Linked DNA regions of Mus musculus: region 2 is linked to region 1. A link is a loop called in an ENCODE intact Hi-C map of the cell type or tissue named here. Cell type or tissue: left cerebral cortex. All regions are shown on one strand. Links, peaks and the distances in the headings refer to the core of each region. The heading gives the core; the rest is flanking DNA. Region 1 overlaps Galnt10 (polypeptide N-acetylgalactosaminyltransferase 10). Region 2 has its middle 5.1 kb from the start of Gm46260.

Evidence for each region. Peaks named below come from ENCODE experiments on the same cell type or tissue, not always from the same donor. Only the 100,000 strongest peaks of a DNase experiment are listed, where the experiment ranks them.
Region 2: it touches region 1 in a loop (3-fold over the local background); 5 of 42 quality-filtered maps call a loop at or near these places.

What each region holds. Positions count from the first base shown.
Region 1 is chr11:57,786,877-57,789,791 of GRCm38, reverse strand. It overlaps Galnt10 (polypeptide N-acetylgalactosaminyltransferase 10), which reads right to left. Exons shown (of 12, transcript NM_134189.2): 12 at 2,291-2,915. Among named protein-coding and RNA genes, the nearest start is that of 2010001A14Rik, 13 kb to the left of the region's middle. In left cerebral cortex, for the core only: CTCF peaks have their summits at 1,681 (motif pointing left) and 2,537; DNase peaks (open chromatin) are centred at 1,681 and 2,559; H3K27ac peaks cover 148 bases.
Region 2 is chr11:56,123,581-56,126,495 of GRCm38, reverse strand. No RefSeq gene overlaps it. Among named protein-coding and RNA genes, the nearest start is that of Gm46260, 5.1 kb to the right of the region's middle. In left cerebral cortex, for the core only: no CTCF peak of the experiment used is centred there; no DNase peak of the experiment used is centred there.

The sequences.
Region 1 (2,915 bases), core at 287-2,786:
CCAGGGCTACACAGAGAAACCCTGTCTTGAAAAACCAAAAAAAAAAAAAAAAAAAAAAAAAAAAAAAAAAAAAAAAAGCATGTACTGGGGCTCACAGAAGTTGTTTCGGAGTCGGAGGCTTAGTCTATTATCATGGCAGAGGGCAGCTGTGGTGCTGGAGAAGGAACTGAGTTATAATATTTTTCGAGACAGGGCTTCTCCGTATAGCCCTGGCTGTCCTGGAACTCACTCTGTAGACCAGGCTGGCCTCAAACTCAGAGATCTGCCTGCCTCTGCCTCCTAAATGCTGGGATTAAAGGCATGCGCCACCACTCCCTGGCCCACTGAATTACAATCTTGATCCACAAGGGGAGGAAGGGAGGGAGAGAGAGGGGAAGTGGGGGGAGGAGAGAGAGAGAGAGAGAGAGAAGAGGGAGGCAGACAGATGCTGGACCATAACAACATTTCCAGCCCACCCCCTGCCCCCAATCAAGTCTCTGTAGGATTAGGTGTGTTCTCTCTCCTTGAGGCTAGACCAGGTGGCCCTGTTGGGGACCCACATAGAGACTGAGCTACATATGTTCCGGGGTGGGGGTGGGGGTGCTTTGGTCCAGCCTGCATAGGCTCTTTTGTTGGCTCAGACTGAGAGCTCCCAAGGGTCCAGGTTAATTGATTCTGTTGTCCTATCCCCTTCAGGGCCTTTAACCCTCCCACCCCCAACTCCACCGTAAGAGTCTATGGGGCCATTCTTTTTTTTTTTTTTTTTTTTTTGATGGGGGGAGGGTTCGAGACAGGGTTTCTCTGTATAGCCCTGGCTGTCCTGGAACTCACTTTGTAGACCAGGCTGGCCTTGAACTCAGAGATCTGCCTGCCTCTGCCTCCCAAGTGCTGGGACTAAAGGTGTGCACCACCCCCCCTCCCGCATATATTCAGTTTTAACAAGCAAGCAAATGAATAATCTAGCATCTCTATGCGTGTTGGCAAAGCCTGGGAATTGGACCATGTGAGGGCAAATAAGGGTCTCGTGGGGGTGCAGATCCTGTAAGCCATTCACTCTGGATCTTGCTTACACCCGCCATCTTTCAACTTCTATCTGAGCATCTGCATACAGTAGGCACTGGAAGCTTTTCTTGTTCATTCACCATCGGGTCATAATTCTCTGGGTAAAGAAAGTTTAAAAAAGACAACTTTCTTTAAAAAGTATTTTATTAATGTGAGTGTTTTGCCTCATGTCTGTACTCCATGTACCAGCCTGGTACCTATGGAGGTCAGAAGAGGGCACTGGATCTCCTGGGACTGGACTTAAAAACCGCTGGGAGCCACCATGTGCTCTTCTGCAAGAACAACAGGTGCTTTAAACCTCTGAGCCATCTCACCAGCCCTTTAAAAAGCCTTTTTTAAAAACAGGATTTATTTTATTCTAGGGCATGCTTTTGCCCGTGTATATGCATGGGCACCATGCGTGCAGGCTTGGTTCTGGAGGAGGTGACAGACATCAGTGTATCTGATCCCTTCTAACTGGAGTTAAGGATGGTTGTGATGTGGGTGCTGGGAACCAAACCTGAGTCTTCTGTAAGAGCAGCAGATGCTCTTAACTGCTGAGACATCTCTGAGTGTGTACCTTTAAGAATACTGTCAATCTATTTCTTTCACCTGCTTTCCTGGTACATGACCTTCTCCAAGCTATGGTCCATAGCGCCCTCTGGTGGTTGCTACCTGACAACACGAGGAACAGTTTCTGCTCAGGGTTCTTCAGGGACCAAACCTTCAAGCACTGCTCATTTCACTGTGAACGAAGGCCTAAAGAGGGTAGGAGTTGCACAAGATCTCACTGTAGATGTTTTAATCATGGTTCTACAGATGCTAAACAGCCCAGAAACACTTTGGCAAACAGGTTATTTGTGGCTAATGCGTGAGCTCTGTTTGCCCTCTGGAACTCTTTCTGGTCTAGTCTAGAAGGCTGAATGCCGAGTTCACCCCTGTGTTCCTCCAGACCTGAGCCCCTTTCTGTCTCGTGGCCTTTGCAGGGGCTGCTCTCTGCCCTCTTCTTGGCTTGGTCTGTCAGCCCTGAGGAGCATTTCTTGACAGTTTCACGATGGTTTCACCCCAGTTTCTAAGACAGCCAGCTTAGCTCTCCTTCTCAGCCCTTTGTAACTGCAGTCACCCTTGTTCTGGCCTGCCTTCCCCTGTAGAAATGGCAGCACCTCGATTCCATTCAGTACCCTGCAGGACATCTGGACGCTGGGCAGGCACTCAGTCTTCTGAGGACATGGACAGAAAGGCAGGTGACAAGGGACATGCCAGACACTGCTTTAGAGAAAGTCTGGAGGTTTATTGAACAACCACAGTCACAACTGAACAGGATAAGTCATTCCTTACAAGGCTCTCTCTTCCAGGAGAGGTGGGTGGTCTTGGGATCCGCCCCTCCCCCGCCCCCAGAACCCTGTCTCAGTGCCCAGCTTCCCTGCCTGCAGCCCCTGGACTCCCTGTCAGAGCTGAGTGGACCGCGTTAAGATCTTGAAACCTGGGATGTAGCTACCACTCTCACCTAATGGTGGCAGCAGGGCCCTGGCTCAGCATCAAAACCTTGAACCAAAATATGAGTAGGATTTGCCGGAGAAAGCCTCAGCGGCAAGTGCTGATGAATTCAGGGTGGAATTGCACTCTTTGTTCCTTTCACACTGCCTGACTTTAGACAAACAGGCTGCCCTGAGCACTGGATGCAGACAGTCTCCTCTGTGAGAAGTAGGGACTGCTGAAGCGAGGGGTCCACGCAGGGAGGAGCGTGACAGGAAGGACTGAAGGGGAGTCATGATGCTGACTTTGGAGATCCACTAGGCCGCCCATCAGAGCAGCTCACTGCCGCAACGCAAGATCTATCATTGCTGGCTGCTTTTAAAGCCAGAAGCTCTAGTTGGCAGGGCAGGGTAAGACAG
Region 2 (2,915 bases), core at 239-2,738, 1.7 Mb after region 1:
TTTCACAGTGGGAAGGAGGCAGCAAGGAGAGAGTACAAAGTATCATGGCTCAGGTGTGCTTTAATCCAGATCTTGGCCTGGAGGTTGGGTCACAGACGTTTGGTTATCTTTACGTGCTTTAGTGTAAATTGTTACAGAGCAGTTCTGTTTTCAATGTTACCTGGAATGTCATTTAAGCACTTACTAATCCTTGTGGTCTTCTAAGACATTTCTTGTTCATTCAGGCACTGGGAGTCAGGAAATCCTTAGACACAAGGCTCAGCCTCATGAGTATAATAACTAGTTGTCTGTCCATACTATTCATGAAGACTTTCTCTTTATCTGTGCCTGACCTGGTTGGGGCAACCTGACTTTGGGCTGTGTATGGGAGCTACCATATTTCCCCCATTTTCTTACCTGATTTTTCTTGTCCATACTGAAAGCAGAGTTCTGAGGATTTCTGTTCCTGCTCGGTAACCCAGAAAACTGACCGCAAGGGTTTTCACAAAGAACCCTCAAAGGCCACCCCAGTGTCTCACAGAGAAGTCCTAAAGATGTTGACCTGTTAGATAAAGCCCAAGAAAATCACCTGCTGGGTAACCCTTGCCTGCTAGCCCCCAGCACACAGTAAGATCTTCCACTAGGTTTAAGAATAATTTCTCTTCAATTGAAGATAGCCAAGGGTCCTGAGTCCCAGAGAAAATGTCTTCAGAATGATCAAGCCCTAAACAGAAACCTGGGATGGGGGAAGCTTCCCAGAGTCAATGCCTGTGACCTTAGCTGAGATGCCTAACAGTTCTTGGAAAGCCAAGAACATATAGCAAGAAGATGCTTAAAAGACCCACTGGTATTTCCAAATAATCTCAAGGCAACCTCAAGATATCTTCTTATCCATAAAACAAGAAGACAGTGTCAAGAGAGGGTGTGTTCCTGAAAACCAAGCAGTTTATCACTATGAGATATTTAAATCTTGGGAAAGTTCAAAAAAATTCAAAAAAGGGGGGGAGAGATGGGGGGACATTCCAAGTTTAAAAGAAAAGCAATTATGGAAATATATAAGTAAGTTCAGAGAAGAATAGCAGAGCATTTACTTCTGAGAATGTCTTAGGATTAAAGAGAATGTAGTTAGAGATGAAGCAGGACCATAAAATTCTCAGAATAAAAACATAAATAAATAAAAGCCGACTCATTCCAGGAAACCCATATATAATGGCATTTTAGGATGCCTCTCACAGGGGTGTGGGGAAAACACGATGAGGGGTTTATGATCAATACACTGCAAACTGAACTTTAACTTACTGTGTATCAGCCCGCAAGTCCATTCCTCCCGTGCTGTGTATCTTTGTAAAAACGGTCCAAACACAGAGAGGTTCAAATATTGATACTTGCTTCATTTCCTCAGCTCTGCTTCATCAGGGTGATCTATGTTCTCCCCTAATTATTCCTTTGCTCCATTTCTTTTCCTTCAGCCCTACTTCTCTCACACAGACCACCACAGCAGCATCCAACCCAGCATCTCAGGTCCCCCTGGTCTTTTCCACTTGGAGATCTATTTGAATACATACAAAACCCTGTCAGTCCTGTGGCTATAACCCTCTAACCACTTTCCATTGTTCTTTTTAAACCATATATTTTATTTACCCTATTTTGTGTGTATGAGTATGTTGCTGGCATGTGTGTCTATGCAGCACATGAATGAATGCCTAGGGGTGCCTGCAAAGGCCAGAACAGGGTGCTACAACCTCTAGAACTGTAGTTGGGGGTGTTTGTGTACCACCATGTGGGTGCTGAGAACTGAATCTGAGTCCTTTACAGAAGCAACAAGAGCTCTTAACCACTGAACCATCTGCCCAGCCTCTTAACTTAATATTTTAGTGTTTGAAAATTCCACACACTTATTTAACATGCATTGATCCATCTATCACCGTTTCCATCCATCAATATTCATCTATCTATCATCCATCTATCTCTATCTCTATTTATCTTATATATCTATCTAATTTATCCATCCACCTGCCTATCCATCATTCATCCACCCATCCATTTCATCTATGCATACATTCATCTATCTGCTGCCGGTTATTAATACTATCCTTCCACTTCCAAGTCTATCAGTGACACCCCCATTGTGTGTACAGTATGTGTACAGAAGTGTGTGGCCATTTACTGGGTATGAGCAATCTTTTAGGAGACACATCCCCAAAGATTTTCCCTCAACAGCCATCAACAAAAAACAAACAAACAAACAAACAAACAAAACAAAAAATAGTAGCTTCTCTGTTAGGAGAGGGCCTTGAGATAGATAGATAGATAGATAGATAGATAGATAGATAGATAGATAGATAGATAGATAGATAGATAGATAGATGAATAGATGATAGATAGTGCTAAGCAGGTTTAGGATTGACATTTGAAGAAAATAAATGGACTCTGGATACTAGGGGTTGCCACCAGTGCCTGGCACTTAATCTCAGAATAATTAAGGAAGGTGAACAGTAGTCCCTAGTATAAACATGTCTTAAAGATTGTCATTCTCTAGTCATAAAACAAAACAGTTCTCCCTTTTTTCACTGGATGTGTTCCGCTTCAGTTCACTGATCCTTGGGGAAATGTGTGGACATACTTCAATAAATGCAAGACCTTACTACAAAGGTGGAGGCAGAGAAGACTGTTAGTGCTGACAAATTATACCTGGTACAAAGTGTTGAATGTGTAAAGAATTGAATCCAATCAAAAAAAAAGAAAACTTTTTTTGGTGTTTTGGTTTTTTCGAGACAGGGTTTCTCTGGATAGCCCTGGCTGTCCTGGAACTCACTTTGTAGACCAGGCTGGCCTCGAACTCAGAAATCCGCCTGCCTCTGCTTCCCGAGTGCTGGGATTAAAGGCGTGCATCACCACGCCCAGCTAGATTTATTTATTATTATATGTAAGTACAC